2 separate regions of the Homo sapiens genome follow, and region 2 is linked to region 1. Evidence: chromatin loops called from intact Hi-C (ENCODE). Cell type or tissue: Panc1. All regions are shown on one strand. Each heading gives the region's core, and the rest is flanking DNA. Links, peaks and the distances in the headings are about the cores only. Region 1 holds the start of LOC105377094 (a long non-coding RNA gene). Region 2 has its middle 8.4 kb from the start of CACNA1D.

What was found. A loop is a pair of places that touch in the nucleus more often than their neighbours do. Peaks named below come from ENCODE experiments on the same cell type or tissue, not always from the same donor. Only the 100,000 strongest peaks of a DNase experiment are listed, where the experiment ranks them.
Region 2: it touches region 1 in a loop (4-fold over the local background); 6 of 110 quality-filtered maps call a loop at or near these places.

Annotation. Positions count from the first base shown.
Region 1 is chr3:53,366,603-53,382,713 of GRCh38, forward strand. LOC105377094 (a long non-coding RNA gene) reads right to left here and starts at 4,671. Exons shown (of 3, transcript XR_940847.3): 1 at 4,626-4,671. RefSeq lists an enhancer at 3,862-4,487 and a silencer at 8,632-8,681. In Panc1, for the core only: CTCF peaks have their summits at 8,589 (motif pointing right) and 8,833; a DNase peak (open chromatin) is centred at 8,609; H3K27ac peaks cover 670 bases.
Region 2 is chr3:53,478,153-53,494,263 of GRCh38, forward strand. No RefSeq gene overlaps it. Among named protein-coding and RNA genes, the nearest start is that of CACNA1D, 8.4 kb to the right of the region's middle. RefSeq lists a silencer at 670-964 and an enhancer at 15,908-16,111. In Panc1, for the core only: a CTCF peak has its summit at 9,287 (motif pointing left); a DNase peak (open chromatin) is centred at 8,034; H3K27ac peaks cover 575 bases.

The sequences.
Region 1 (16,111 bases), core at 5,231-13,230:
TGTAGATATGCGGCGTTATTTCTGAGGGCTCTGTTCTGTTCCATTGATCTATATCTCTGTTTTGGTACCAGTACCATGCTGTTTTGGTTACTGTAGCCTTGTAGTATAGTTTGAAGTCAGGTAGTGTGATGCCTCCAGCTTTGTTCTTTTGGCTTAGGATTGACTTGGCGATGCGGGCTCTTTTTTGGTTCCATATGAACTTTAAAGTAGTTTTTTCCAATTCTGTGAAGAAAGTCATTGGTAGCTTGATGGGGATGGCATTGAATCTGTAAATTACCTTGGGCAGTATGGCCATTTTCACGATACTGATTCTTCCTACCCATGAGCATGGAATGTTCTTCCATTTGTTTGTGTCCTCTTTTATTTCCTTGAGCAGTGGTTTGTAGTTCTCCTTGAAGAGGTCCTTCACATCCCTTGTAAGTTGGATTCCTAGGTATTTTATTCTCTTTGAAGCAATTGTGAATGGGAGTTCACTCATGATTTGGCTCTCTGTTTGTCTGTTGTTGGTGTATAAGAATGCTTGTGATTTTTGTACATTGATTTTGTATCCTGAGACTTTGCTGAAGTTGCTTATCAGCTTAAGGAGATTTTGGGCTGAGACGATGGGGTTTTCTAGATAAACAATCATGTCGTCTGCAAACAGGGACAATTTGACTTCCTCTTTTCCTAATTGAATACCCTTTATTTCCTTCTCCTGCCTGATTGCCCTGGCCAGAACTTCCAACACTATGTTGAATAGGAGCGGTGAGAGAGGGCATCCCTGTCTTGTGCCAGTTTTCAAAGGGAATGCTTCCAGTTTTTGCCCATTCAGTATGATATTGGCTGTGGGTTTGTCATAGATAGCTCTTATTATTTTGAAATACGTCCCATCAATACCTAATTTATTGAGAGTTTTTAGCATGAAGGGTTGTTGAATTTTGTCAAAGGCTTTTTCTGCATCGATTGAGATAATCATGTGGTTTTTGTCTTTGGCTCTGTTTATATGCTGGGTTACATTTATTGATTTGCGTATATTGAACCAGCCTTGCATCCCAGGGATGAAGCCCACTTGATCATGGTGGATAAGCTTTTTGATGTGCTGCTGGATTCGGTTTGCCAGTATTTTATTGAGGATTTTTGCATCAATGTTCATCAAGGATATTGGTCTAAAATTCTCTTTTTTGGTTGTGTCTCTGCCCGGCTTTGGTATCAGAATGATGCTGGCCTCATAAAATGAGTTAGGGAGGATTCCCTCTTTTTCTATTGATTGGAATAGTTTCAGAAGGAATGGTACCAGCTCCTCCTTGTACCTCTGGTAGAATTCAGCTGTGAATCCATCTGGTCCTGGACTCTTTTTGGTTGGTAAACTATTGATTATTGCCACAATTTCAGATCCTGTTATTGGTCTATTCAGAGATTCAACTTCTTCCTGGTTTAGTCTTGGGAGAGTGTATGTGTCGAGGAATGTATCCATTTCTTCTAGATTTTCTAGTTTATTTGCGTAGAGGTGTTTGTAGTATTCTCTGATGGTAGTTTGTATTTCTGTGGGATTGGTGGTGATATCCCCTTTATCATTTTTTATTGTGTCTATTTGATTCTTCTCTCTTTTTTTCTTTATTAGTCTTGCTAGCGGTCTATCAATTTTGTTGATCCTTTCAAAAAACCAGCTCCTGGATTCATTGATTTTTTGAAGGGTTTTTTGTGTTTCTATTTCCTTCAGTTCTGCTCTGATTTTAGTTATTTCTTGCCTTCTGCTAGCTTTTGAATGTGTTTCCTCTTGCTTTTCTAGTTCTTTTAATTGTGATGTTAGGGTGTCAATTTTGGATCTTTCCTGCTTTCTCTTGTAGGCATTTAGTGCTATAAATTTCCCTCTACACACTGCTTTGAATGCGTCCCAGAGATTCTGGTATGTGGTGTCCTTGTTCTCGTTGGTTTCAAAGAACATCTTTATTTCTGCCTTCATTTCGTTCTGTACCCAGTAGTCATTCAGGAGCAGGTTGTTCAGTTTCCATGTAGTTGAGCGGCTTTGAGTGAGATTCTTAATCCTGAGTTCTAATTTGATTGCACTGTGGTCTGAGAGATAGTTTGTTATAATTTCTGTTCTTTTACATTTGCTGAGGAGAGCTTTACTTCCAACTATGTGGTCAATTTTGGAATAGGTGTGGTGTGGTGTTGAAAAAAATGTATATTCTGTTGATTTGGGGTGGAGAGTTCTGTAGATGTCTATTAGGTCCGCTTGGTGCAGAGCTGAGTTCAATTCCTGGGTATCCTTGTTGACTTTCTGTCTCGTTGATCTGTCTAATGTTGACAGTGGGGTGTTAAAGTCTCCCATTATTAATGTGTGGGAGTCTAAGTCTCTTTGTAGGTCACTCAGGACTTGCTTTATGAATCTGGGTGCTCCTGTATTCGGTGCATTAATATTTAGGATAGTTAGCTCCTCTTGTTGAATTGATCCCTTTACCATTATGTAATGGCCTTCTTTGTCTCTTTTGATCTTTGTTGGTTTAAAGTCTGTTTTATCAGAGACTAGGATTGCAACCCCTGCCTTTTTTTGTTTTCCATTGGCTTGGTAGATCTTCCTCCATCCTTTTATTTTGAGCCTATGTGTGTCTCTGCACGTGAGATGGGTTTCCTGAATACAGCACACTGATGGGTCTTGACTCTTTATCCAACTTGCCAGTCTGTGTCTTTTAATTGCAGAATTTAGTCCATTTATATTTAAAGTTAATATTGTTATGTGTGAATTTGATCCTGTCATTATGATGTTAGCTGGTGATTCTGCTCGTTAGTTGATGCAGTTTCTTCCTAGTCTCGATGGTCTTTACATTTTGGCATGATTTTGCAGCGGCTGGTACCGGTTGTTCCTTTCCATGTTTAGCGCTTCCTTCAGGAGCTCTTTTAGGGCAGGCCTGGTGGTGACAAAATCTCTCAGCATTTGCTTGTCTATAAAGTATTTTATTTCTCCTTCACTTATGAAGCTTAGTTTGGCTGGATATGAAATTCTGGGTTGAAAATTCCTTTCTTTAAGAATGTTGAATATTGGCCCCCACTCTCTTCTGGCTTGTAGGGTTTCTGCCGAGAGATCCGCTGTTAGTCTGATGGGCTTTCCTTTGAGGGTAACCCGACCTTTCTCTCTGGCTGCCCTTAACATTTTTTCCTTCATTTCAACTTTGGTGAATCTGACAATTATGTGTCTTGGAGTTGCTCTTCTCGAGGAGTATCTTTGTGGCGTTCTCTGTATTTCCTGAATCTGAACGTTGGCCTGCCTTGCTAGATTGGGGAAGTTCTCCTGGATAATATCCTGCAGAGTGTTTTCCAACTTGGTTCCATTCTCCACATCACTTTCAGGTACACCGATCAGACGTAGATTTGGTCTTTTCACATAGTCCCATATTTCTTGGAGGCTTTGCTCATTTCTTTTTATTCTTTTTTCTCTAAACTTCCCTTCTCGCTTCATTTCATTCATTTCATCTTCCATCGCTGATACCCTTTCTTCCAGTTGATTGCATCGGCTCCTGAGGCTTCTGCATTCTTCACGTAGTTCTCGAGCCTTGGTTTTCAGCTCTATCAGCTCCTTTAAGCACTTCTCTGTATTGGTTATTCTAGTTATACATTCTTCTAAATTTTTTTCAAAGTTTTCAACTTCTTTGCCTTTGGTTTGAATGTCCTCCCGTAGCTCAGAGTAATTTGATCGTCTGAAGCCTCCTTCTCTCAGCTCGTCAAAATCATTCTCCATCCAGCTTTGTTCCATTGCTGGTGAGGAACTGCGTTCCTTTGGAGGAGGAGAGGCGCTCTGCTTTTTAGAGTTTCCAGTTTTTCTGTTCTGTTTTTTCCCCATCTTTGTGGTTTTATCTACTTTTGGTCTTTGATGATGGTGATGTACAGATGGGTTTTCGGTGTAGATGTCCTTTCTGGTTGTTAGTTTTCCTTCTAACAGACAGGACCCTCAGCTGCAGGTCTGTTGGAATACCCTGCCGTGTGAGGTGTCAGTGTGCCCCTGCTGGGGGGTGCCTCCCAGTTAGGCTGCTCGGGGGTCAGGGGTCAGGGACCCACTTGAGGAGGCAGTCTGCCCGTTCTCAGATCTCCAGCTGCGTGCTGGGAGAACCACTGCTCTCTGCAAAGCTGTCAGACAGGGACACTTAAGTCTGCAGAGGTTACTGCTGTCTTTTTGTTTGTCTGTGCCCTGCCCCTAGAGGTGGAGCCTACAGAGGCAGGCAGGCCTCCTTGAGCTGTGGTGGGCTCCACCCAGTTCGAGCTTCCCGGCTGCTTTGTTTACCTAAGCAAGCCTGGGCAATGGCGGGCGCCCCTCCCCCAGCCTGGTTGCCGCCTTGCAGTTTAATCTCAGACTGCTGTGCTAGCAATCAGCGAGATTCCGTGGGCGTAGGACCCTCTCAGCCAGGTGTGGGATATAGTCTCGTGGTGCGCCGTTTTTTAAGCCGGTCTGAAAAGTGCAATATTCGGGTGGCAGTGACCCGATTTTCCAGGTGCGTTCGTCACCCCTTTCTTTGACTCGGAAAGGGAACTCCCTGACCCCTTGCGCTTCCCAGGTGAGGCAATGCCTCGCCCTGCTTCGGCTCGCGCACGGTGCGCGCACACACTGGCCTGCGCCCACTGTCTGGCACTCCCTAGTGAGATGAACCCGGTACCTCAGATGGAAATGCAGAAATCACCCGTCTTCTGCGTAGCTCACGCTGGGAGCTGTAGACCGGAGCTGTTCCTATTCGGCCATCTTGGCTCCTCCCCCTGGATCTGTGTTCTCATCTGAAAAAATAGGGTTGATATTACCTTCTTCCCAGGCTTACAGAAATTGAGAAATTGGCCACGTTGTGAAAAACGTGGGCCTTCCACTTAGTAAAAAGCTCAGTCAAGAACAAGATTCTCTTTCCTCTTCACAGCCCATAAATGATAGATTCGTTTTATAAGTACGGGACAGCCAGCACGACTCCTGGCAGCATGCATTAAGAATGTGGTAACTCCGCTGAAATGCTTGGCTCTGGAATTTGGGTCTGCCTTCCTGGAAACTCAAGCCTGACCTTTCACTGGTGGCCGCCCAGAGACCCCTCATCCTTGTCTGGGAAATGGATAGTGGCACCACAGTTCACATTTCCCAGTACATTGCCATCCACAACCCTCTGGATCCCTTAAACACATGCTAGCTGTCAAGAGAAGTAAAGGACAACAGAGTTTAGGACTGAAAAGTGCTGAGTCCAGGCATCTATGTTAACAAGTGAGGACATTTGTTAGCCAAGGACAAGTGCATATTGCTAGGCAATCAGAAGTTTTCCACTGAGCTGGTCCAGCACAGAGCTATAGCAATTTTTCTTATGTATATTTTCCTGAATGACTTTCAAAAGGCCTACAGCAGTGCAATCAGATGAAGGAGACTCACTAGTTAAGCCCACTGTCTCCCTATAATTAAGGCCACTATGAGGGGGAGAACCCAAATCTGATTTTGGAGCTTGTGCTAAGCCTAGAAAGCAAAGAAAAAGCCCTCTAGCGAGCAAAATAACACCTCTTTAAAAGCTAAATGTAATTTCAGAGTGCATCAGGTACACACCTATAAGTCCTGTGTCCCTATGCTCCAGGGTTTCTGTTGAAAGAATAACAAAAACAAGTGACAAGTAATTCTAGTCAGAGAAACAGAACGAAGGCAAAAAAAGAAAAGAAAAAAACAAACAGCAACAACAACAACAACAACAAAAACCAAACAAACCCCCAAAACAAAACCTCCCAAACAAAGAAACCCTCCCCTTGGCTGGGCGTGGTGGCTCACACCTATAATCCCAGCACTTTGAGAGGCCCAGGTGGATGGATCACGAGGTCGAGATCGAGACCATCCCGGCCAACATGATGAAACTCTGCCTGTACTAAAAATACAAAAATTAGCCGGGCGTGTAGGCGCGCGCCTGTAATCCCAGCTACTCGGGAGGCTGAGGCAGGAGAATCGCTTGAACTCGGGAGGCAGAGTTTGCAGTGAACTGAGATCGCACCACTGCACTCCAGCCTGGCGACAGAGCACGACTCCGTCTCAAAAAACAAAAAACAAAGGAGAAAACCCCCTCCCTTAAACTTCCTAACATCTCCTCCTAACACTGGAAGGCGGGAACTTCTGTGAATTTGCTTCAGCTGCATAACCAGGCTCTTAATGCGCAGCAGGGTCGCCATCTTGCCGGTCTGCAAGGGCTTCGGTTCTCTGCTTCTTGCTCTAACATTCAGTGACTCAGCAGAGAGGGGGGCTTATGCTGAAGAAGGTGTTTAGTCTCTGAGTGATGAGGTTAGCGATGGTGTGGGGTACAGGGAAGAGAAGGTCTTAGAGGTGAGAACATGTTACGGTTACTATCTTCTGTCCCTCTTTTCTTCGCCTTGTCATTAAATAGTGCAGAAAAAGAGTCAGCTTTTGGAAGTGTTTGAAAATAGCCTTTTAATGTTTTAGGCAGCTGACTAAACTCTTGTTCAGAGCGGACTTTGGACCAGAAAATGGAATCATCACCTGGGGAAAAGGGAAATTAAAGGCTGTTTTAATTATGTGAAGAAAAACATTGATACAGTACTTTGCTGTTACTTAACGGTAATGCTATTTGCAGACTCCCTTACAATGAGGAAATCAGCCTTCTTAGGAAGGAAGAGGCTTTTTTTTTTGAGACGGAGTCTCACTCCTGAAGCCCAGGCTGGAATGCAGTGGTGCCATCTCGGCTCACTGCAACCTCCACCTCCTGAGTTCAAGTGATCCTCCCACCTCAGCCTCCCAAGTAGCTGGGATTACAGATGCCCACCACCACGCCTGGCTAATTTTTGTATTTTTAGTCGAGATGGGATTTTGCCATGTTGGCCAGGTGGGTCTTGAACTCCTGGCCTCAAGTGATCTGCCTGTGTTGACCTCCCAAAGTGCTGGGATTATAGGCGTGAGCCACTGTATCTGGCCAGAAGATGATTCTTAAGGCACCTCAGAAAAGGATACCCTAATTAGAATGGAAGATTTGAAAGATGGTAGAATAAAGGATTTTCTATATGGAGTGTTTTTTGCCCACCCCAAAGCCACAGAGTAAATTTTGTCTGCTCCTAAGGTTAATTATATTTCTGAAAGAAGTGATTAGTTGATGAGATGAATCCTGTATCCCCTCCACCACTCTTCACCGTATCCAAGTCTGGACTTCCCTTTGGTTTGGTTTTGTTTTCAGTGTAAGATGAGTGTCAAGTATCATTGTATAATATAAGTCAAATCTTAATTTAAATGTCTTTTTGTTGATCAGCCTTGTCAATGGAAAAGTTAATTCTCTAAAAAAACTGAAAGAAAATATTTCAGGGTTTTCAGATTTTCTGTGCTAATTGAACTTATACTGATATACCCACAAATAGCCAACTTAGCTGAGATTTGGCATATATGTTAAAAGTAAGAATGAATTAAAAGCATGTTGTGACACTGCTGGTAATGTAGATATACTTGGTATAGCAAAATCGGGGGACTAAATCATTATTGCAATGCTTTTTTTTTTTTGAGATGGAGTCTTGCTCTGTCTCCCAGGCTGGAGTGCAGTGGCGCAATCTACGCTCACTGCAAGCTCTGCCTCCCGGGTTCACGCCATTCTCCTGCCTCAGCCTCCCCAGTAGTTGGGACTACAGGCGCCCACCACCACGCCCGGCTAATTTTTTTTGTATTTTTAGTAGAGACGGGGTTTCACCATGTCGGCCAAGATGGTCTCGATCTCCTGACCTTGTGATCCGCCCGCCTCAGCCTCCCAAAGTGCTGGGATTACAGGCTTGAGCCACCGCGCCCGGCCCTATTGCAATGCTTTTTTACCTGGGGCCTGTGGATGGTCCTTAGAAGTTCTAATGAATGCCTTGGTATTGAAGGCAAGATTTTAGGTGTCTGTGCTTTTGTCACCGGAGAGGATTGGTAGCTTTCATCAGATTTTCAACAAAAGGGTCCGTGTCTCACAAAAAAGTTAAGAACCACAGACATTTGAACATACTCTGTACATTGGACTTAAAAAAAATTGATCAAAAGTAACTTACCCTAGCATCCATATCTTCTCTTTCCACTCTGAAAGGCTTAGAATATTAGATATTATAAGATGTACAACTTAACTTTCTATTTAGAATTTTAAATCCCAATGCAATGGCTATAAAAATTATTTCATGAATAAAGAAAGTCTGTAAAAATGAGACACAGTGGGGCCTGGCGTGGTGGCTCATGCCTGTAATCCTAACACTTTGGGAGGCCAGTGCAGGCTGACCACTTGAGGTCAGGAGTTTGAGACCAGCCTGGCCAACATGGTGAAATCCCATCTCTACTAAAAATACAAAAATTAACTGGGAGTGGTGGCATGTGCCCGTAGTCCCAGCTACTCGGGAGGCTGAGGCAGGAGAATTGCTTGAACCCAGGAGGCAGAGGTTGCATTGAGCTGGGATCATGCCACTGCACTCCAGCCCGGGCGACAGAGTGAGACTCCATCTAAAAAAAAAAAAAAAGAGACATATTGCTTTTGACTATGGGATGGTCTTAATAATGTGGATGAAAATTTTCCTGAGATCTGGTGGACTATGTGGAGGAAGAGGGTGTGTTGGATGGCCCCAGTAGTGCTGTGGGTGAAAAATGTCACCTGGACGCCACTGGGAGGCGCTGTGGTACAGGGAGTGACAGGAACCCAGTGTCTACTATTGCCTCAGCTTCCAACTCCCGGGAGACCTTGGACAGGTCACTTAATGTCACTCTGGGTCAATTTTGTTATCTGCAAAATAAAGTATTCTTTTCTCAATGTGTTTCGATGAGACTAAGATATGACAAATGGCAAAGCGCTTTTCTTTTTTTCTTTGAGACGGAGTTTCGCTCTGTCGCCCAGGCTGGAGTACAGTGGCGCGATCTTGGCTCATCACAACCTCTGCCTCCCAGGTTCAAGCGATTCTCTTGCCTCAGCCTCCCGAGTAGCTGGGATTACAGGCGCACACCACCACACCTGGCTAATTTTTGTATTTTTAATAGAGATGGGGTTTCACCATGTTGGTCAGGCTGGTTTCAAACTCCTGACCTCAGGTAATCTGCCCGCCTCGGCCTCCCAAAGTGCTGGGATTACAGGCATGAGCCACCTGCATGGCCTGGCAAAGCACTTTTTAAAACGTGCACCATGACCGTTAAAATAAATATGTAGATAAAAATTGCCAAGATATATTAAGACTGAGGTGCAGAGTAGTAATTTATAGCATGATGGGTTTTGTGTATGAATTTTTACTCAAACATATAGGTGATATATGCAATTTTTTTCTAGAAAAATAAAGAGCTGTGGTTATCTTTACGGAATAGACTAGGACAGGGGAGGGAGGCTTTACTCTTCATTTTATTATTTCTATTAAAAATATTAACAGGGGGCCACTGCTGTGGTTCCTGCCTGTAGTCCCAGACTTGGGAGGCTGAGGTGGGAGGAGCTCAGGAGTTTGAGGCTGCAGTCAGCTGTGATGGTGACACTGCACTCCAGCCTGGGCAACACAGTAAGATCCTGTCTTAAAATATATATATATAAGCCGGGTGCAGTGGCTCATACCTGTAATCTCAGCACTTTGGGAGGCTGAGGCGGGCAGATCTCCTGAGTCCAGGAGTTAGAGACCAGCCTGGCCAACATGGTGAAACCCTGTCTCTACAAAAAATACAAAAATTAGCCAGTTGTGGTGGTGTGAGCCTGTAATTCCAGCTACTCAGGAGGCTGAGACACGAGAATCGCTTAGCCCGGGAGGTGGAGGTTGCAGTGAGCCAAGACTGTGTCACTGCACTCCAGCCTGGGCGACAGAGTGAGACCCTACCACAAACACACACAAAAAATTAAAAAAAAATCATATATATGAAGTATATAAAAATATATACTATATAAAAATATAACTATAAAAATGTATGTATAATATATATTTTATGTAATATATAATATATATTGAAATATATATTAATATTATATATTATTTATATATTAATATATATCTGTACAGCGGGATTATGTTTTGTTTTCTCTGTCATTTCCTCTTGAAAAACTAAAAATAATTTTAAAAATTGAAAGACTCTTGGGAAGAGGGTACTGTGTAGTTGTTAGGTGGGACTGTTATTAATGAAGAATAATCATAGCTGATTTAAGGCCTGATCATAGGAGAGTGTTTACAGGAAGATGCTGCCCAAGGATGAGGACGCATCACAGATTCATTCTCTGGGTCCCTTAAATAGAACAAACCCAGTGACAGTTTTCCTCCCCTAAGAAATCTGTGTCCCTGGCATGCTGTCCTGTGAGACCATGCTGCTGGATTTATTTGCAGCTAACTGCTTCATGCCAGCACCGCTGGAGAGCATTGCCCCAGCAACTGTCCCCTCTCCCAGTTTTCTCCCCTTTCCACTGGATCATTCTCTCCTCACATGCAGGCCTTCCCTAATTCTTGCCTTTCTCGCAGAAGTCTTTGCTTCTGCCTTTGTAAGTTGGGGTAATAATGATGTCTAGGGAGCCTGGTGCATAGTAAGTGACTCTAAAAATAAAAGCACTTATTACTGTTGTGCACTTGAAGTTAAAGGAGAAGTTTCTGGGTTCAGCCCCACAGTAGTACCCTCGGAGGGGTGACTGAGGCCTCTGATTCTTGGTAGGACAGGCACTGCTGGTGAGCTTGGGTGCCTAGCTCCTGCAAACACAGGGTTCCGCAGAGGCCTCATTTTCAGAAAACCCTGTGTTGACCCTACCTTCTTTGTCTCTTTGCTTTCTTTCATTCATTGGGTTCTCTAAAGAGGATTCTGTACTGTACTGTCTCTCTCCAGGTCCTCTCCTCCCATTCTCTCTTTCAGCTTTGTTTTTTTATTGAGACAGAGTGTTGCTCTGTCACCCAGGCTGGAGTGATTGGCATGATCTCGGCTCACTGCAACCTCCACCTCCTGGGTTCAAGTGATTCTCCTGCCTCAGCCTCCCAAGTAGTGGGATTGCAGGTGTGTGCCACCACACCCAGCTAATTTTTTTGTATTTTTAGTAGAGACGGGGTATTGCCACGTTGGCCAGGCTGGTCTTGAACTCCTGGCCTCAAGTGATCCACCCACCTCAGCCTCCCAAGTGCTGGGATTACAGGCGAGGGCCCCTGCGCCTGGCCCTTCCTGCTGTCTTAAGGCCCCAGGGCTGGGGCATCTCTGCTCTTCTTCATACTCACTCTCCAGGGGCCCTCTTCCAGTCTCAGGGGCTTAAACCCCATACACATATATGGCATCAACTCCTAAATTTGGACCTTTCCTCTGATTCCAGAGCTAATCTATTCATCTACTCTTGGATGTCTAATATGCAATACAAAATCAACACGACCAAAACAGGACTCCCGAGTCACCACACCTTCCTGTCCTTCAACTTGCTCATCCCATAGCCTTCCCTCTAGTGGCTCAGACCAAACATTTTGTCGTCATGCTTTACTTCTCTGTTTTTCTCACTCCCTGTATTGCATATATCAGCAAATCCTCTTGGTCCTCCCTTCAAAATATATCCAGAATCTGACCCCTTCTCATGATCACAGCTACCCCCTTGTCTAAGCCCCTTTAGCTCTTGTCTGGGTAATTGCAATAAACTCCTCATTGATGTCCATGCTACCATCCCGTAACAGAGTATTCTGAGCAGCTCAAGAGATCACTTTATTTTTATTTTTGATTTGTAGTCATTCCATTTAACTTTAATTTAATTTTTTTTTTTTTTAGATATGAGGTCTCACTTGTTGTCCAGATGGGGCTGGAACTCCTGGCCTCAAGTGATCTTCCTGTCTTGGCCTCCCAAAGTGCTGGGATTACAGGTGTGAGCTACTGTGTAATTTTTATTTTAGATTTGAGGGTACATATGCAGGTTTCTTTTCTTTTCTTTTTTTTTTTTTTTTTTGAGTCTTGCTCTGTCACCCAGGCTGGAGTGCAGTGGTGTGATCTCAGCTCACTGCAAGCTTGGCCTCCCAGGTTCTCGCCATCCTCCTGCCTTAGCTTCCCGAGTAGCTGGGACTACAGGCACCCGCCACCAAGCCTTGCTAATTTTTTTGTAGTTTTATAGAGACGGGGTTTCACCGGGTTAGCCGGATTGGTGTCAATCTCCTGACCTCGTGATCTGCCTGCCTTGGCCTCCCGAAGTGCTGGGATTACATGTCTGCATGTACCCAGGGCTTAGCTCCCACTTACATGTAAGAACATGTAATATTTTGTTTTGTGTTTCTGGGTTGGTTTGCATAGAAAAATGGTCCCCAGCTGCATTCACGTTGCTGGAAAGGACATACTTTTGTTCTTTTTAATGGCTGCATAGTATTCTATAGAGTATATGCACCACATTTTCTTTATCCAGTCCACTGTTGATGGGCACCTGGGTTGATTCCCTGTTTTTGCTATTGTGAATAGCATGGCAGTGAACATACAAGTGCATGTCTTTTAAAAAATATTCCCTAAAACTAAGCAGAACATGTGTCTTTTTGGTAGAACAATCTATTTTCCTTTGGATATATACCCAGTAGTGGGATTGCAAGGTTGAGTGGTAGTTCTATTGTTAGTTCTTTGAAAAATCTCCAAACTACTTTCCACAGGGGCTGAATTAATTTACATTCCCACTAACCGTGTGTGAGCACTCCCTTCAAAGAGATCATTTTGAAACATAAGTCAGATCATGTCTCTCTTCTGCTTGAAATCCTTCAATGGATCCCCATTTGTTGAGAATAAAAGCCCAAGTCCTAAAGCCCTACACGATGTACCCTCTTCTCACTCTGTCACACTCACCTCCTCTGCTCTCTGCCTTGATGTCTCTGATTTGGCCACGCTGGCCTCTTTGCTATTCCTTATAGATGACACACGTGTTCTCAGCCCAAGGCCATTGCACTTACTGTTCTTTCTGCCTAGAATGCTCTTCCTCCAGGTCTCACCTTCTTGTCTTCCAGTTTTGTGTTTATATGCCACCTAATCCATGAAGCCTGCTCTGACAACCCCATTTACAATAGCAATGAACACTCAACTTTTTCCCCCGCATTTCCTATGCCACTTTCTCTGTTTTGCCTTTTCCTAAAGTGCTTACCATCTGACACATACATACATAAGTATATGCATGCACATATGCATACATGTATGCACACATGTATACACACATGTATGTAGAGCTACTCGCTTGTCTGTTGTCTGTCTTCCTCATGAGCGTGTCAGCTTCATGATTATGGGAGCTTTATTTTGTTCCCTGCTGTATTCCTGGTGCCTAGAATAGTGGCACATTATAGGCTGTCAATATATATTCACTGAATGAGTGAATGAGTGAATTAACTGTCTAAATACTTCTTTCCCCCCCAAGGCAAGTGGCAGGAGCGGAAATTTTAAAGCATTATTTTGTTTGCCTTCTGCTTGATGTTAGCTGGCCAGCTGGTTACCCTGTGAATCGGGAGGAGCCTTCTGATTCCTTTCCAAAACTTAGGCTGGTCAGGGACCACACAGTTCCTCCAAGTTATGGGCTCACAGGGATTCTCATGGGACATTTAGTCAGCACATCTTCCCCTTTGATCTCCCACAGCATACTTGGGGAGTCAACATTTATGCCTATCTGTGAGCCTGGCCCACAGCCTGCCTTCCCTTCAGATGTATCAATGTTTGGCTTTTGGGTAGAGATGCCAAACAAGGAAAAGAAGATTGTTATTTGGGCTAGGAATTACTTCCAAAAGCCAAATGTGAGAGAAGTGCTACCACAAAGGTTAGCACACACAAATAGCCTGAAAACTGGCTGGAACAATTCTGCTTGCTACAAATAGAGATGAAAAGACATTTCTAAATGTAGTCCCAAACAATCAGACTGCCAGAATTGGAAGGGCATTCCTTTCCCTCCCTCCTTTTTTCCCTCCCTTCTTTCCTTTCTTCCTCTCTCAAAGAGGACACCAAGGGCCAGTGAAATGAGACGAATCTCCAGGGTCACACAGTTAGTGGCAGAGTCAGAGCCAAAACTCAGGTTTCCTAATTCTTACTCTTTACAATATACTATTGTGGTGCCTTCCCAGTAAGCAGGGGAATAGTAAGAAAAAATTTCAATTAAATATACTGGAGAAGTTAATTGCTTAGTTCTCAAAAAGCTCAGTGCTAGTGAACAGCTAGCCAGAGTGTCACCCAAGAGATGGAAAAATGGACATTTCCAGCTGGGCACAGTGGCTCATACCTGTAATCCCAGCACTTTGGGAGGCTGAGGTGGGCGGATCGCTTGAGCTCAGGAGCTCAAGACCAGCTTGGGCAACATGGTGAAACCCTGTCTCTACAAAAAATACAAAAATTATAAAAATTAGCCGGGCATGGTGGCATATGCCTATAGTCCCAGCTACTTGGGAGGCTGAGTTGGAAGGATGGCTTGAGCCTGGGAGGCAGAGGTTACAGTGAGCTGAGATGGCGCCATTCCACTCCAGCCTGGGTGACAGAGCCAGACCCTGTCTCAAAAAAAAAAAAAAAAAAAAAGTTTTTAATGGTATAACAATATATCTATATTTATATATATCTTTGTAATAGATAAATATATAGAATGCACATAAAATTTGGAATACTCATTCTCAGTCAGGATACACAGATTCTCCAAGGAAGCTACTTAGACATGGTGCCTAGAAGTCCTGGAAGTCAAATCCATGATTTGACTCCAATGACTACATCCTATACCATCATGTGATAGAAGATAAGACTAAAATATATTTTTTGTATTTTCTTTATATTTTTGTGACCTTTGTAACCAGGGAGCTTTGGCATGATAGTCATCTTAAATAAATCAAAACATGATTTAATAAAAATGCCATTTTACAAAACTATAACTCTTAGCAGGAAACATAGGTGTAAATCTTCATGACGTTGGAGTAGGCAACAGTTCCTTAAACATGACACCAAAGGCATAAGCAACAAAAGAAGAAACAGGTCAATTAAACTTTATCAAAATAAAAAACTTCTGTGCAGAAAAGGACTATCAAGAAAGCAAGAAGCCTGGGCATGGTGGCTCATCCCTATAATCCCAGCACTTTGGGATCCTGAGGTGAGAGGATCACGTGAAGCCAGGAGTTTGAAACCAATGTGGGTAACTTAGTGAGACCTCATCTCTGCAAAACATTGTTTTTAAATTTAAAAATTAGCCTGGCATGGTGGTGTGCCTGTAGTCCCAGCTATTCAGGAGGCTGAGGTGGGAGGATCACTTGAGCCCGGGAGGTTGAGGCTGCAGTGAGTCGTGATCACACCACCTCTGCACTGCAGCCTGGGGACCCTGTCTCAAAAAAAAAAAAAAAAAAAAAGACAACTCACAGAATGGGAGAAAACATTTGTAAATAAAATATTTGTAAATCTTATCTCTGATTAGGATCTAGTATCCAAAATATATTTAAACAACTCATAAAAGAATAAAAAGACAACTGCATTTAAAAATGGGCAAAGAATCTGAACAGACATTTCTCCAAAGCAGATATACAGATGGCCAATAAGAACATAAAATGATGCTCAACATCATTAGTCATTAGGGAAATAAATCAAAACCACAGTAAGATACTACTTCACACCCACTGGGATGGCTATGATGAAAAAAAAAAAGAAACACCAGAAAATAAGTGTTAGCAAGGATGTCGAGAAATTAGAACACTCATAACATTGCTGGTGGGAAGGCAAAATCCTCAGCCACTTCAGGAAACAGTCTGGGAGTTCCTTATAAGGTTAAACAGTTACCTTATAACCCAGAAATTCCATTCCTAAGTATATACTCAAGACAACCGAAAACATACATTCACACAAGAACTTGTGCATGAATGCTCATAACAGCATTACTCATAACAGCATTACTTATGAATGCTCATAACAGCATTACTCACAATAGTCAAAAGAAGGAAACAACCCAAATGGCCACCAGCTGATGAATGGAGAAACAAAATGTGGCACACAGTGGAATATTATTTAGCCATAAAAAGAAACGAAATACCGATGCATGCTAGAACGTGAATGAACCTTGAAAACATTATGCTAAGCTAGAGAAGCCAGACAGAAAGGGCCACATACTGTATGATTAAATTTATAGGAAATATCCAGAATAGGCAAATCCAGAGAGACAAAGTAGATTAGTGATTGACGGGGGATGGGTGGAGGGAGGAATTGGGAGCACCTGCTAACAGGTATAGGGTTAATTCTTGGTGT
Region 2 (16,111 bases), core at 5,033-13,032, 110 kb after region 1:
CCCTTCACATATCCAGTGGCAGATCTGACCTGCCAGAGCCCTGTTCATCTTGACAATGAGTCAGGTGATCTGGGTTCATGGCCACACTGCATGACGTCTGTTCAGAGCAGCACCCAGGGGTTCTCTTCCTTAGCCAGTAGCTTTCTCAGCTTTCTCATGGACCTAGGAACTCCCCAGTGCCTAGATGCAGTGGAGCACATAGATAGCCTTGTGTTGTCTGGAAATGTCTGTGTTTCTGTGTAGTCTCTGCCAGTCCAATCCCAGGATGGAGGGTGGATGTGGGAACCTCTGTTTTTTAATTAGCCTTTAGGGCATAGTCTGCTCTCCACACACTTGTCAGAACAAAGGGATCTTTTTTCTTCAGGGAATAGCATTAAGAAGCAGGAGGTGGAGTAGTATACTTGTCCTGTTTGAAATGGCTTTTATCTGCTGTTGCATCAGTGATCTTTGACAGCTGATCTGCAGTTCTGGCTTAACCATTTACTAGTTGCATAACCTTGGCAAACTCACATCCCAGCATAATGAATCTAGTTTACTCCTTTATGAACTGGAAGTGTTAATATTTTCCCTGACCTACCTCAGAGGCTTAAAGGGTTGCATGGAGATGAAAACCCATTATAAAAATAAATTATTACTATGAAGGGTTAGAGAAGTTTGTCTTAAGAAGAAGGGTAATTTTAAAAAAGAAGTCTTTGTTGCCCCCTGAGTGAGCACAGTTCTTGGGGTAGAAACGGGATATAGGACAATCTGGCACTGAGTCTGCTGAAGGCTGTCCTGCCACTGCTACATCTTGCCCTTCTCTCCTAACCTCACTGCCCCAGGGGTGGAGACAGTCATGACACTGGGCAGGCCAGCCCTCCTCTGTGCTGCTGGCCACCTATGCGGCACAGTCTTGTCAGAGAGCTGACAATCAGCTCCCTGCTGCTTTCTCATCTTTTAAAGTCCAATTAAACATCTCTGGCCACAGCATGATAATTGTCTGGGCTCCACACAGTGGAACGTGACCTGAGGTGGCATTAGGAGACCAGAAAAGAAAGAAAAGCCCTTTTATCTTGGAAAGATCATGTCCCCAGTTCCTTAAAGTGTAGAATCATTGTTCACATTGAGCAATTGCCCAGCTCAATTCCAAACGTCAAGATATCAAAAGGCATGCAGGAGATTTAACCGTGTCCACATGGACTCATGTGCCCAAGAAGCAATCTGGTGGCTTAAGAATTAGCAATGGCATAAGGTATGTGTGAGAAACAGTGAGTCTGAGTGGAAAGTTCCAGCAGGGAGGGATGCTGGAAGGCTAGGTTAGGGCCAGATTGCAGAGGACCTTGATGCCAGGGGTAAAAAGGTGAACTTTGCTTCAGCAGGATAATCAGGAGTCTTACATGGGATTGTAGGGCCTGGTCTCTGGTGGAAGGCAAGAAGATTCTGCTATGGACAGGGTGTCCTGCCTTGTAGATTGCCCTCTTATAACATCTTGCCATTAAATGTTTCCTGAGGTTTATATCCAGCCCTACTAATCATAGTGCATCAGCACATTGTCTGCTTGATGCAGTGGTGGCTCCCCTTAAACATTTAGGAAGTTGCTACATCTGGAAGGATAAAAAACTCAGAAATATGGCCTGGCACGGTAGCTCATGCCTGTAATCCTAGCACTTTGGGAGGCAGAGGTGGGCAGATTGCCTGAGCTCAGGAGTTCGAGACCAGCCTAGGCAACATGGCGAAACCCCGTCTCTACTAAAAATACAAAAAATTAGCTGGGCATGGTGGTGTGCACCTGTAATCCCAGCTACTCGGGAGGCTGAGGCACGAGAATTGCTTAACTCGGAGGCAGAGGTTGCAGTGAGCTGAATTCATGCCACTGCACTCCAGCCTAGGTGACAGAGCGAGACTCTGTCTCAAAAGAAAACAAAACCAAACAAAACAAAAACTGAGAAATATGGACTTTGGTCCTGAACCTGCTATTGATTAATTGGGTATCTGAGGAAGCTCTTTCTCTTGTCAGGGCTTCAGCTTCTACCAGAAAAATCTAGGGAGAGAGGGATGGTGAGACCAAGTGATCTCTTAAGTTTCTCTTCACTTGAATGTTCTTAGGAATAGCTTCAGTTGCTGACATGTCTGCAATTTGTTTATTACGATTTGCCTCCCATGTCCCTAGGATCATTCTGCTGGACCAAGTTTCTGAGGAGCTTTTTATTTTATTTTATTTTATTTTATTTTATTTTATTTTTTAGAAAGGGAAAATGACTTGCTAGCAGTTACAAGATGTGCCCAGTTTCCCTATCTCTTTTGGTCCAGTTTTCTTTCTGCTGTCAGCTGCAGAGCTTAGTACATGATGGGAGGATCACTGTACTTTCTATAGCGCTGGGAGATTAGAGGAAAAAGGGATTAATAAACCATGGAGTGGTTGGGGAAGACTAAATGGTAGATAAAGGCTTGGGCCCTTTGGGTCCTGATGGAGGGGTGAGGATGCAGAGAATTCTCACCAGGCAGAGAGAAGGGAGTCAGGCATTCCAAGTAAACCAGGATGGAGAGGAAGGGTCTGTGTCTGGATGTGTCAGGAGCTGGCCTGGTGAGAGAAGGAAGCACCAGGAAATGAGGCCAGGGCCTTAAAACCAGGCAGAATGGGAGATTAGACTTGATGCTCTAGGACCCTGATACCCAAAGTGTGGCGTGGGAACTAGAAACATCAACATCACCTGGGAGCATGTTAGAAATGCAGAATCTTAGCCGGACGCGGTGGCTCACGCCTGTAATCCCAGCACTTTGGGAGGCCGAGGCAGGTGTATCACTTGAGGTCAGGAGTTCAAGGCCAGACTGGCCAACATGATGAAACCCCACTTCTACTAAAAGTACAAAAATTAGCCAGGTGTGGTGGCACACACCTGTAATCCCAGCTGCTCGGGAGGCTGAGGCAGGAGAATCGCTTGAATCTGGGAGGCGAAGGTTGCAGTGAGCCGAGATCGCACCACTGCATTCCAGCCTGAGGGACAGAGCAAGACCCTGTCTCAAAAATAAAAAATAAAAACAAACAAAAAAGAAATGCTGGGCCGGGTGCGGTGCCTCACGCCTGTAATCCCAGCACTTTGGGAGGCCGAGGTGAGTGGATCACGAGGTCAGGAGATCGAGACCATCCTGGCTAACACGGCGAAACCCTGTCTCTACTAAAAAAAATTACAAAAAATTAGCTGGGCGTGGTGGCGGGCGCCTGTAGTCCCAGCTACTCAGGAGGCTGAGGCAGGAGAATGGCGTGAACCCCGCAGGCAGAGCTTGCAGTGAGCCGAGATCACGCCACTGCACTCCAGCCTGGGTGACAGAGCGAGACTCCGTCTAAAAACAAACAAACAAAAAGAAATGCTGAATCTCAGGCCCAGCTCAGCCCTGCTGAATCCACATCTGCATTTTAACAAGATCCAAAGGTGACTTCATACCCCTTGAAGTCTGAAAAGTGCTATAGTTCAGGACATTTGTTCTCAGTGGTACTGATCACTGGGCCCCACCCCAGGCCCCCTGAATCAGAATTTTCTAGGGATGGGGCTTGGGCACTGGAAGTTTTAAGAAGCTCTAACCTGTAGCCAGGGCTGAGAACTACTGTTCTCATGGTTATAAAGCAAGAATGACAATGTCGGTTCACAGAAGAACATTTAATAAAGATCAGATAGGCAGCAGTATGAAGAGTGTACTCAGGAAACAGAAATTAATAGCAACGAACCAAATGTGCATAGTGAAGAAGACAGCTCCATCATGTTGAGTCCTGAGAGTTGAGAAAATGGCTGTGCTAGAAGTTGCTATGGGGAGCTGGTTTGTAGAGGATAATGAGAAGTGAATTTGGTTTTAGACATTTTCACTGAAATTTGATGGTGGCAACATCTACCAGGAATTAGTTGATGTGGCACTGAGCTTTGGTTAAAGGGCAGGACTGGAAATTTGAACTTGTAATTTATTATCACCAAGGTGGAAGCTGGAGTCATATAAATGGTACAAGACAACCGGATAACAGAATAAAGGCTTTTGTTGTGTATAAATTAGAATCGTAGGCTTGGAAGGAATTTTAGATAACTTTAGGCTAAATGTCTATGCATGAACCAAGTGTACTGGCCTTAGTGATAGAGCAAGGGATGTCTTTTCACCTTGGCCATAGCAATCCTCTGCTTAGAGTCTGTGAAGGACCATGGCCTGGGCCACCTTCAGAGCCCTGTGGGGCTCATTACCAGAGGGCCTGGCCTATGTGAAGTTCCCCTGCCAACACTGTGACTCATCCACACACTTCCACAGTGATATTTTCAAAGTACAATTATGTGTAGCAGAATGTCTTTTCCATGGCTGACAATGTTGCCCATCTGTGAAGTCATTAAGCTCTTGTGCTCTAAAAGCAGGGAGGAGGTAAACAGTGGCAGCAAATTGGGAACCTGCTTGAATGATGGGAGCCTGGGATTCACACTCTATGCCGGGGCTCTGGATCCCTGATAACCTTCTTTTTAAGGGAGTATGGGAGTTGAGCATTAATGCATGGTTCATCCCTGCAGTTGGGTGCAAACCAGATTGAAAATACACACTGGGGCCAGGTGCAGTGGCTTATGCCTGTAATCCCAGCACTTTGAGAGGACAAGGTGGGAGGATCGCTTGAGACCAGGAGTTCAAGACAAGTCTGTGAAACATAGTGAGACCCTGTCTCTACAAAAATAAAAATTAAAAAATTAGCTGAGTGTGGTGGCATGCTCCTATTGTCCTACCTACGCAGGAGGCTGAGGCAGGAGGATTGCTTGAGCCCAGGAGGTTGAGGCTGAAGTGAGCCAGGATCATGCCTTTGCACAATAGCCTAGGTGATAGAGTGAGACACTGTCTCTAAAAAAAAAAATTAAATTAAAAATGAAAATGCACACAGATGAAAGAAGTAGGCTTGGAATTGGAAAACCAGGATTCAAATCTTAGTTCTGCCATGTATTGGCAGTAGCCAAGCCCAGGTTTCCTCCTTAGTAAATGAAGAATTTTGTCTTTTTCACAGGGCTGTAGTGAGCAAATGAATATTGTATGTGAGAGTGCTTTGCAAACTATAAGGTACAATACAAATATAATACTTTTTAAAGAAAGGATGTATAGACAGGTGAGGAAGAAGAGAACCAAATACAATTGGAAGATCTATTGATCTATTTCCATGTTAATTTGGTGGTGGGGGTATGGTTAGGAGGGTGGGGATTGGGGGTGAGGGTTTTTATCTTTCCTAGTGTACCAAAAGGCAGGAATCTGCCCATTTACTTCTATCTCTGTTAAGGTCTACTCATTCTTCCTCCTTCAGCCTCCACAGTCAATCCTTAAGGTTTTTATGCACCTATATTGTACACCTGGTTATGTGTGCACACCTGGCCCTTGGCAAAATTATGCAGAAAGCAAAGTTGCATATAGTGACCCTAGATATTCCCTTTGGAGTAGTCTTCTGAAAGCAGGTGTAGACATTCCACTTCCTGAGAACAAGGTGCTCATATCCTCTTTCTTCCATCTCTTACCTGAGAAGTAAAGGGCTTGTTATGATATTCCAGGGATATTTGCATTTCAGATGGAGGACTGGAGCTTTAAGCTATGACGTTGGAATTTCTGGCATCAGTGAACTGGGTGGAAAAGTGTAGAATTTGATCTTTCTGGCATCCTTGAAACCATAATACACAGTCTTCCATCAGGTCATTGGGCTAGCTTTGAGGCGGAATATTTTCCAGCCCTCAAAGCTGTCATAAATTGTATTATTTACGTGATAAGTCCTATGAGATTCTGTGAAACAGATCCAGTTGCATTACTTTGCAGGGATTTTATGAGAATCAAGAAAAGAACAGAAGAGAATAAGCTATTGTGCTTTTCACATAAGTACTATTGAAACACAAGGGCATTAACATTCCTTATGCTGCCAGAATCTATTCAGAATCACAGAAAGCTACAACCAGAAGAAATCTTACAAAAAGCAATTCATCTGTACAGTGCAATGTCTTCAAACTTTAGAATGAATCAGAATCACTTGGAGGGTTTGCTGAGACAGATTACTGGGCCCCACCTCTAGAGTTTCTGATTCAGTAGGTCTGAGGTGAGTTGGAGAATCTGGATTTCTATCAAGTTCTCAGATGATGCAGCTGCTGCTGTCGGGGCAACTACACTGAAAACCATGGGTCTTGTGGTTTATTATGGATTTGGAAATAGAGTCTTGCTCTGTTTCCCAGGCTAGAGTGCAGTGGCGTGATCATAGCTCACTGCAGCCTTGACCTCCTGGGCTCAAGCAATCCTCTTGCCTCAGCTTCCTGAGTAGCTGGGACTAGAGGCATGCACCACCATGCCTCCACACCTTGCTCTCTCTCTAGAGAGAGACAGGTGTCTCTCATAGAGACAGAGTCTCACTATATTGCCCAGGCTGGTTTTGAACTCCTAGCCTCAAGTGATCCTCCCACCTTGGCCTCCCCAAGTACTAGGATTGCACGAGTGAACCACCACACCTGGCCATTATTCTAGTTCTAAATTGTACCACTGCAGAGTTCTAGGATGTCAACTAAGTGTGGCCAGGAAGAGAACCTTGATCTTCTGCCTCGTCTTGTTAAATCTTCCTCAGGATGATGACCTTGCCTTTAGCTGTCTCTGGTGAGCTATAATAATTGGGGCACTTTGGAGATTCATGAAGAAGTATTTAGAGGAGGAAGTAAAGGGACTAGAGGGAAGAAACTTCCAAGAAGAAAGGTCTATGGGTGATGAAAGGAACCCAGTTAGGCCCAAGGAGCTGGGAAAGGAAGCCAAGAAGTGGCCTGCTGAAGGGAAGGGAGGCAAGCTATGGGTAGAAAGTTCAGAATCCTGAAAGACCTTTTTATACCACTTAGATATTTAGCTTCCTGGGACAAGATGTCCAATCTTCTATCTTTTGGCTATTCTGTCACATCATTAAAAGTCTAGTCTGTTTGTGATGTAGTGTGTTTGCAAAAACTCTCCCATACACCCTGGCATTCTTTGTTAATTGCCATTAAAGTCATGTCAGGTTTTGAAAAATTATGGTGTTCTTGACACTGTTCCCTTTCAGCCTCACGTGTTCCTTGTATTTATCACAATGGAACACTAACAAATATTTATTCAGTTTTATAGACATGTTGACAATAAAGTCTACCATGTGTGTCTCCCTGCCATGGTGATTATTTTGCTCAATATGTGATTGACTGAGATTTTTCAGTGTATTATAAACACACATTAAAAATAGGAACATAAAAAAGATAAAACAGAAAAATGGAAAGTTCCATATTTCTGGATGCAATACCATGCCAACCTGGTTATTAGGACACGAAACAGATAATTTTTAGTGAGTTATCTAAGTTTGTATAATGATTCTTCTTCAAATAAGTAGTTTTGGATCCCATAACCTTCCTCTTCAAAAATTTCTCGAATTAGAACCTTTTAAAAAGTACTTTTTCCTCTGTGTGTTTGTTCCAATAACCTAGGAAATATAAAGTTTGGCTATTTTACCAAACTTTCAAACCCACAGTCCAATTCCAATTTTTAGCATCCATTTTAAACCATAAGCATGAAGCTGCAAGAGGTCACTGCATTTTCATATTGCATTTTTGTCAAACAGAAAGAGAACTACTGAAGTGGCTAAGTCCTCTCTACTGTGTTAATCAAAGGGAATAGAGGGGTGGTGCTTATTTCAAAGGGTCTTATTAGAAAACTGGGATTACAAAAGGTCAATATTTTTAATGATTTCCTATTTAATGATCCTCCAAAGTCCTGTTTAACAAGCTTATGTCAGTATTAAGGATTTGTGACTTAGTGTTTTTTTTTTTTTAAGTAGTAAGAAAGGTAAACAGGTCCACATACATGGTAGGTGCCAAGTCGGAGAGACACTGGTGCCATTTAAACTTCAGTTTTGTTTTGTGAATTAAATATTTAAACAACTGCTCTGAAGAAACAAAAATGTAACTGTAATGTTTGAACTATAAAATTTCTGACGTTTATTGACTTTCTGGATCTCCCTAACAACTTCCTGTCCTCATAAATTTGCTCCTGTGGTTGATTGGATGCAGATCTGTGTGATTTTTTCATTGCAGTGTGTGACTATACCAGTTTTATTTCCGGTAGCTAGCTTATGCTTTTAACCTGGAGATAGCTGTGTAGTGGTGTTGACTGAAACCAGTGTTGTGTGGGGTGTGTGTATGCCTATAATTACATTCAGCATGAGCCATGGGGCTGCATTTATGTGCATGTGTGTAAATAGCTATTTCACTATGATCTCTGTCCTGCTTTGGGGTTGTCAGCATTGATTACTGAATCTTAAATACTAAATAACAGAAATTAAAATTAAGCAAAATTCAAAGACTATTAAAAAAAACCACTGTGTTCAGTTGCTTTGGGACTGTATTTGAACGACAGAATGCACTTAAGAAAAAGGAGAGCCATTACAGTGGATTGTATTAGGTCGGTGCAAAAGTAATTGCACCGACCTAATATTTTAATTGAGGTGGTGAGTTAAGTTCTAAAGTCAGGACATAAAGGTAAAAACTAAGACCAATCAAAGGAAGGACAGACTCCTGCCAGCACCACTTAAGTGGCTCCCTCCGTCCCTCTGTAACTGAGTATATTTAAATTCACATGAGTTATATGATTTAACTTGATGGTATGTGTCAGAAGCTCTGAAACAGTATTTTAAATGTTTGCAATACATAAACAAGATGGGTGATATTATCCCTGTTTTAAAGGTGAGGAAACTGAGGCCCTAAGAGGGTAAGTGACATCCCCCAAACAACATAGCTAGTAGCTGGCAGAGCCAGGATTTGGGCCCAGTTCTATGTGTCTCCAAAGTCTAGGCTCTCCAGTACGCCATCCTAGAATGTGAAGAACTCTTAGGGATCATGTTATATAACCAGTTTATTTCACAGATGGGAAACTTCAGACTTATTCCCTCCTTTCAGTCAGCATGGATAATGGGGTGTTGACTGCATATTCTAGACTCTGCCAGGATTTCCCAACTCTGGAAGTGGAGAGTACTTGGTGCATCAGAGAGTGATGGATAAGATTTAAGAATTGGGTCAAAGGGGATGGGAATGAACCAGTTAAAGGAATTGGAATTACTTTGTCTGATGTGAAATGTAAATCCTATTCTTCGAGTGAACAGTCACTTGATGAAGGATAAAGACCAGCTGGACTCCATGCAATGAGGCCAAAGCAAGAAGAAAGGACTTTAAATTTTGCTGGGTGAGGCCTAAGTCAGTTGTAATGGAGAAGTCCTGATGGTGGTGGGGTATGGCGGTGGATGGGGAGAGTAGCGAGTTAGCACCATGGGGTAGGGGACCTCACTAGACAGTAAGCTGCCCTCTGCTGGCTTCCTGTTTTCCCTGCCCAATCTCAGAGTAGCGCCGCCCCTCACAGTAACTAAAGAAATTCATCAACAAATCTTGTATTGATTAAGACAAAAAGTGACATCTTCTTAATGGATCCATCAGACCTTTCTGTGCTCTACAAATCTTTTCATCCTCTGATCTACCTTGCCCACTAAGGTTAGAGCTATTTTCATGAAGTACGACTGATTCCATTCCTCTGCTCAAAAATGAACCAAAGCAGCCTGAGCAGCTGTTTTCAAAGTGTGGTCTATGGACCCCCAGAGGTAAGGTGGCCAATTGTGGCAAATAAAAATACAGAAAGCCCAAGGAAATTTCAGTTTCAAATAAACAGCTTTTTTTTTTTTTTTTTTTTTTTTTTTTTTTTTTTTTTAGTGTAAGTATGCCCCATGCAATATTTGGACATCCTGTATTTTATCTGGTAACCCTACCTGGGGGACCAAAAGGCCCTCTCTTTGAGGTCAAGACTATTTTCACGGTAACATTAAGACTTATTTGTCTTCCCTAATGTGTTGACATTGCACTGATGGTACAAAATCAACAGTGTTTAAAACTGCTGGTGTCTTAGCATGAATCAGGGCAGTGACACCAAAGTGTACTGGTGGATGCTGCCTTATTCTGTCATGCACTCACTGTAAAAAAAAAAAAAAAGCCAGTTTTACTTAATAATCTCCTTGATGAAGCAGTAAAAATAATTAACTTTATTAAATCTTAATCCTTGGGTAGATGTCTTTTTAATATTCTGAGTAACAAATTAGGACAAATGCATAAAACATTTCTGCTGTATATGATTTCCTCACTTGTGTGATGGTTTGAGGTAGGAAGCTGAATGGCTTTTTCATGGAACACCATTTTTACTGAAAAACTATGTTTATTCAGACCTAAGTATTTGGCAGTTATTTTCTTGAAAATGAATGAAGTAAGCCTGTTACTTTAAAGAAAATCTTGACAGTATTTGTGCCAATTACAAAATTTCAGCTTTCAAGTGAAAATTAGAATTTTGAAAAACTTCTGTCTACCACAGGGAGCTTGACAGTTTCCCAATACTTAAAGACTTTCTGATGAGATTGGTGGTGATAACAATGAATGTGGCTTTTTGATATTGTATAATGAAACGTGTCAACATTTGGAAAACCTGTGTAACTCAGTGAACCAGGATTTTCCAAATGACCAATGCATAATGTTACCAAATCATGCATGGGTAAAAGATCCATTCAAACTGTGAAATAGACTGATAGAATTTAATGTAACATTGTAGAAAGTTTCACTGACATGGTTTGAAATAACACATTTCAACTAACTTTTAAAAGTCAAGTTTTGGTGTCATGGCAAAGAATAATATCCACGATTATCTGAAAAGGCGATTAAAACAGTCCTCCTATTTCCAGCTATATACCTGTGTGAGGCTGAATACTCTTCACATACTTCAGTCCAAACATTCTATCACTACTGATTGAATGCAGGAGCACAAAGGAGAATCCAGCTGTCTTCAGCCAGACAGTGAAGAGATTTGCAAACAATAAGAACACCACTCTTCTCACCATTTTGTTCTGGAAAACAGTTACTTTTCATTTTTAAAAGTATGTTAGAACACGTAATGGGCTTGTGACTATTTTCAAGTGAATTATAAATGATTTAAAAAATGTTCTAAGCCGAGTGCAGTGGCTCATCCCTGTAACCCCAGCACTTTGGGAGGCTGAGGCAGGAGAATCATTTGACAAAGCGAGACCCCCATCTCTACAAAAAAATTTTAAAAAAGGTTGCAGTGAGCTGTGACTGTGCCACTACACTCCAGCCTGGGTGACAGTGAGACCCTGTCTCTGAAAAACAAAAACAGAAACAAAAAGCTCTTTATAATTGTTAGGAGTCTAAAGAGGTCTGAGATTTAAAAAAAAAAAAAATCAGAACTGCTGGGGCAGGGTAACACCTAGACTGCTGAGCCAGACACTAGGGACCTGACACTACTTACTCTGTGCTGCCTTTGCAATCTTCCTTATCACCACTATCTCTTAAGTCCCCCTAGGTCCCAGCCTAACCATTTACTTATTAATTTCTGCATGTACTCTGGACTTCTCAGCCTGACTTTGTGCATCCCATTCATTCCTCTACCTGGAACACATGTCCCCACCCGCTTAATCCGCCTGTTCTGGTGGTTAGTGGGTCAGGGCTATCCCCTCTTAGCACCAGGGCCTGTGGATGGAGGAACTCATTCAAACCCAACTACACAGTTTGTTTAAGGATATGTTCTGCATATAGCCTTCAGGATCTGTTTATCTTCCTTAATTAGAATTCCTGGTGTGCAAAGGACCCAATTTTCCCTCTGTTTTATATTTTTACCATCTAAGGGCCAAGTGTGCTACCATAAACTTTATGGGATTTTTGTAAATATCAGCTGACAATTTCTGGTGATCTATGTGGGCTTTTATGATCCTGTGCAGACTAATCAGAGTATTTAGTGCCCGCTGTGAGCATAACACTTAGCAGCAGGGAGAGGGGGTTAAGGAGGTGATCCTTGCTTAAGGACCCACACGGTGGTTGGAGAGACAGGATTTATAGCCAAGAAGCAATCACACAAGACACAAGAATGTATGTCATCAAAGGGGAAGCCAGGTGCTGCAGGCCTTTAGGGAAGGGGAGGTGGGGGTGGGGGCACACGAGTGTCCATAGCAGCAGTAGCAATCAGAGAAGTCTTCTGGAGGAGGCAGAGACTTGACCGAGGCTTTTTCAATGGAGAGGGGTTAGTGAGAGGTCAGCAAGTCAACAAGGTAGGGATTCCTGGTCAGCGAATAAACAGGAGCCAAAGCAGAGAGTCAGAAATGAGCACAGCATGTTCACAGTCTAATGAGACTGCTGACCACAGTTTAAAGTGAATGGTGCGAGATGATAAGGTTGAACGCTAGTCAGAGGAGTTTAGGTTGAATGTGGAAGGAAGGAGGAAGAAAACATTTTTTGGTCAGGGAAGTGACATGGTGTGTTTTGAACAAGATGGATTATTTGTGGGAGGAAAAATGGAGAATGGGCATCTTGTGCATGACCTGGGGTGTGAGATGGTGAGGTTCTGGACTGGGCCATCAGCAAGGTTTTTTGAAATGCAGTGCACGCAGGTAATCATGTCTGGCATGCCAGCTCAGTGCGTTCAAGTGGGAGTGCTTTATAAATAAGGTCATGGAGATTAAGACCCCACAATAGTGTGTTAGCAACATAATTGGGTTGTAGCACATGTAGCTGATTTAGAGCTGAAATCTTTTGTTTTAGCCTTTCCTCATGTCTTGTTGGCTCAGCTACTAAGTAATTGTGTGTGGTTTTGGGCGAGCTACTTAACTCCTCAGTGTCTTGGTTTTGTTGTCTGTAAAATGAGTTTTGTTTTTTTTTTTTTTTAGAGTTTTGCTCCGTTGCCCAAGCTGGAGTGCAGTGGCACAATCTCTGCTCACTGCAACCTCCACCTCCCAGGTTGAAGTGATTCTTCTGCCTCAGCCACCCACGTAGCTGGGACTTAAGGCGCACGCCACCATCCCCAGCTAATTTTTGTAATTTTAGTAGAGATGGGGTTTCACCATGTTGGCCAGGCTGGTCTCAAATTCATGGACTCAAGCCCGCCTTGGCCTTCCAAAGTGCTGGGATTATAGGCATGAGCCACTGAGCCTGGCCAAAATGAGGGTTTTATAGTACCTCGTAGGCTTGTTACGAGAATTAAATGAGTTAGTACATATAAAGTGCCTACCCTAGAACCTGGCACACAGGAAGCCTTTAAAAGATCTTATTATTTATTTATTCAGTAGTTTGCATTATCATGGGAATATAAATATTTAAATTACCCAATGGGCCAACGCATCTAGAGCTGTGCTGAATCAAGGCCCTCAAAAAAAAAAAATGCTTGCTGGAGACATCGCCAAGATGAGACTCATTCAGAAACTGGGATGGAATGTCAAAAACTCCAATTCAAGGCTGAGCAGTGGCTCATGCCCGTAATCCCAGCACGCTGGGAGGCTGAGGCAGAACTGCTTGAAGCCAGGGCTTGCAGCTTACAGTGAACTATGATCACACCACTGCACTCCAATCTGGGCAACATAGTGAGACCCTGTTTCTAAAAATAATTATTTAAAAAAAAAACCCCAAACCCTCCTGCAATACCATAAACTTGTTAAGATCTAACGCACAAAACCTGGAGACCGAAACCACAATTTAATCATGTCACTTTTGAGCTAAAACAACTTCACTGGCTCTCACTGCCAAGAAATTGAATCTGGTCTTCTTAGCCAGCCAGCCTTCCTCCACAGATTTGGGTTGGCCTTTCCAGCCTCCTCCTCCTCTAGCCCAGGGGGTCTTTGCCTCAGCCACACTGTGCTCCTGCTCATTTTTAAACACACCCACCTTGCACTTCAGTCTCCCCTGTGCCTTTGCTCTTACCCCCAAAGCTCATTCCTCATACATCATTTATGCCCTGTAAAAGTAGTCACCTGTTTTTAATAGACTTTATTTTTTTTAAGAGCAGTTTTAGGTTTACAGAAAAATTTTGCAGCAAGGACAGAATTCCCATATATTCTCTCCCCCAACAGTTTCTCCTATTAACATCTTGCATTAGTGAGCTACACTATATACACAGTTATAACACTGGTACACCCCAGTGTTATAATTGATGAACCAATATTGTGGTACTACTATTAACAAAAGTCTATAGTTTGCATTAGGGTTTATGCTTTGTGGTGTACAGTCCAACGGGTTTTTGACAAACGCATAATGTCCTACGTCCATCATGGCAGTATCATAAAGAATAGCTTCACTGCCCTAGAATTCCCTGTATGCCACCTATTCATCCCTCTTTCTCCCGGTCAGTTTTTAAGAATCAGTTCAAATGCCCTCTCTTCTGTGAAAACATCTCAGTTCCCTCAGTTACAATTAATCTGTCTGATGCTTGTATAGCGCTTTTTCATACTTGTTATAGCTGCTATGTTTGCATGGTATGAAAGAAGTATACACGGCCGGGCGCGCGGTGGCTCACGGCTGTAATCCCAGCACTTTGGGAGGCCGAGGCAGGTGTATCACCTGAGGTCAGGAGTTTGAGACCAGCCTGGCCAACACGGTGAAACCCCGTCTCTACTAAAAATACAAAAATTACCTGAGGGTGGTGGCGCGCGCCTGTAGTCCCACCTATTCAGGAGGCTGAGGCAGGAGAATCTCTCTTGAACTCAACAGGCAGAGGTTACAGTGAGCTGAAACTGCATCACTGCATTCCAGCCTGGACAACAGAGTGAGCAAGACTCCGTCTCAAAAAAAAAAAAAGTATACAAACTTTTCTTCTGTCATTAGGTTGTCCTTGAGGAAGGAACTGTGCCATAGATTTGTCCTGACATCTAGACCAGACCCTTATTCTTAACCGGTGCCTTATGAATGCTGGCTGCACTGAACTGAACAATGAGCAAATATGGTTCGGCTCAGTCATCCACTAGATACAGTATTTTTCCCTCTAGACAGGAGCTGCTGTTTGCAAATCTCCCCCATTCCAAATCTGAGCCAGCAAAGGTATCATAAAACAAACTTGCTCAGGGAATTTTGTAGAAAAGGCCTCAAGAGGCAAGGCTTTAGACCAGGAGTTCTGAAAGTGACATGTGTACTTGTGAATTTCATACATGCTCCTTGGATGGGCTAGTTTCTTTGGAGGGAACCGTCTTCTATTCCCTTCAGATTTTGGATCAGAAGCAGCCATAGGAGAGGTGGCCCAGGCCAGCTTTATATTGTTACTAGACCGTAGGGCGATTTCTCGCCTCTCCAGTCTCCAAAAACAAAGCACAAAAAAGGACAAGAGCCTGGTTGTTTTCATCCTCACGGACCAGACACCCCCTCAGGAAGGCCTCTGGAGAGTCTTCTGTCTGGTCCCCAGTCTCTCTGCCCAGGTGCCCCCCAACAATTGAGGATGACTAGTGTGTTCTCTTTGGGTAAGGAGCACCTTCCCATAAACACTTATTTTTCTTAATTCACGCTGAGCTTTTACTTTATTTTCGCTTTAAAGTCACTGTTCTGAAACGTTCTAAAACGCCGTAGGAACATGCAGATAGGAACAAAAGCAAATAAATCGAATCCTGTGAAGTAACAAAGCAGACGCCCTTCTCCTAACAGGCAGCACAAAGCTAAATGAAAAATATCAGTCATCCACTAGATAAAGTATTTTCCCCTTTAGACAGGAGCTGCCGTTTGCAAATCTCCCCCACCCTAAATCCAAGCCAGCGAAGGTATCAAAAAATAAACTACTCCCTTCAGCTCCCAGACTGGAGGCAACAGTTTCAGCAGCACCGTCTATTTCCTTGAACAACACGAGCGGTTTGAAAGACCTTGGCTTTGACTTCCCTGTACCTGCCTCCAAACACACGTGGGGGCGGGGTGGGGTGGGGGGAGATATTGCCCCCCATCCCCGTTGCCTTCCGCGACGCCAGGCCAGGCGCAGGGCAGGGGAGAAGATGGGGGGCGCCCTGGATTCGCGGTTCCAGCTGCAGGCAGTTACCTGGGGTAGTGAGTGCTCTCTACAGACCCGGGCTACCCCAACCCCCCCGATTCCAGAAAGGGCCGGAGAAAAGCAGGGGGCGCCTGCCCCGCTCCGGAGCAGCCAGGGAGCCCGGCCGAGCCTTGACGAGGATGAGCTCGGAGACCGCAGCAGCTACCGCCCGCTAGCACCTGAGCTCCCAGGGGGCGGGGCCTCCTCCAGGTGTGCGCAGAGGAGGCCGGCGCGGAGTCGGGGCCGGCGCGGGAGCCCGAGCTGTCCCCCAGCCCAGAAATGC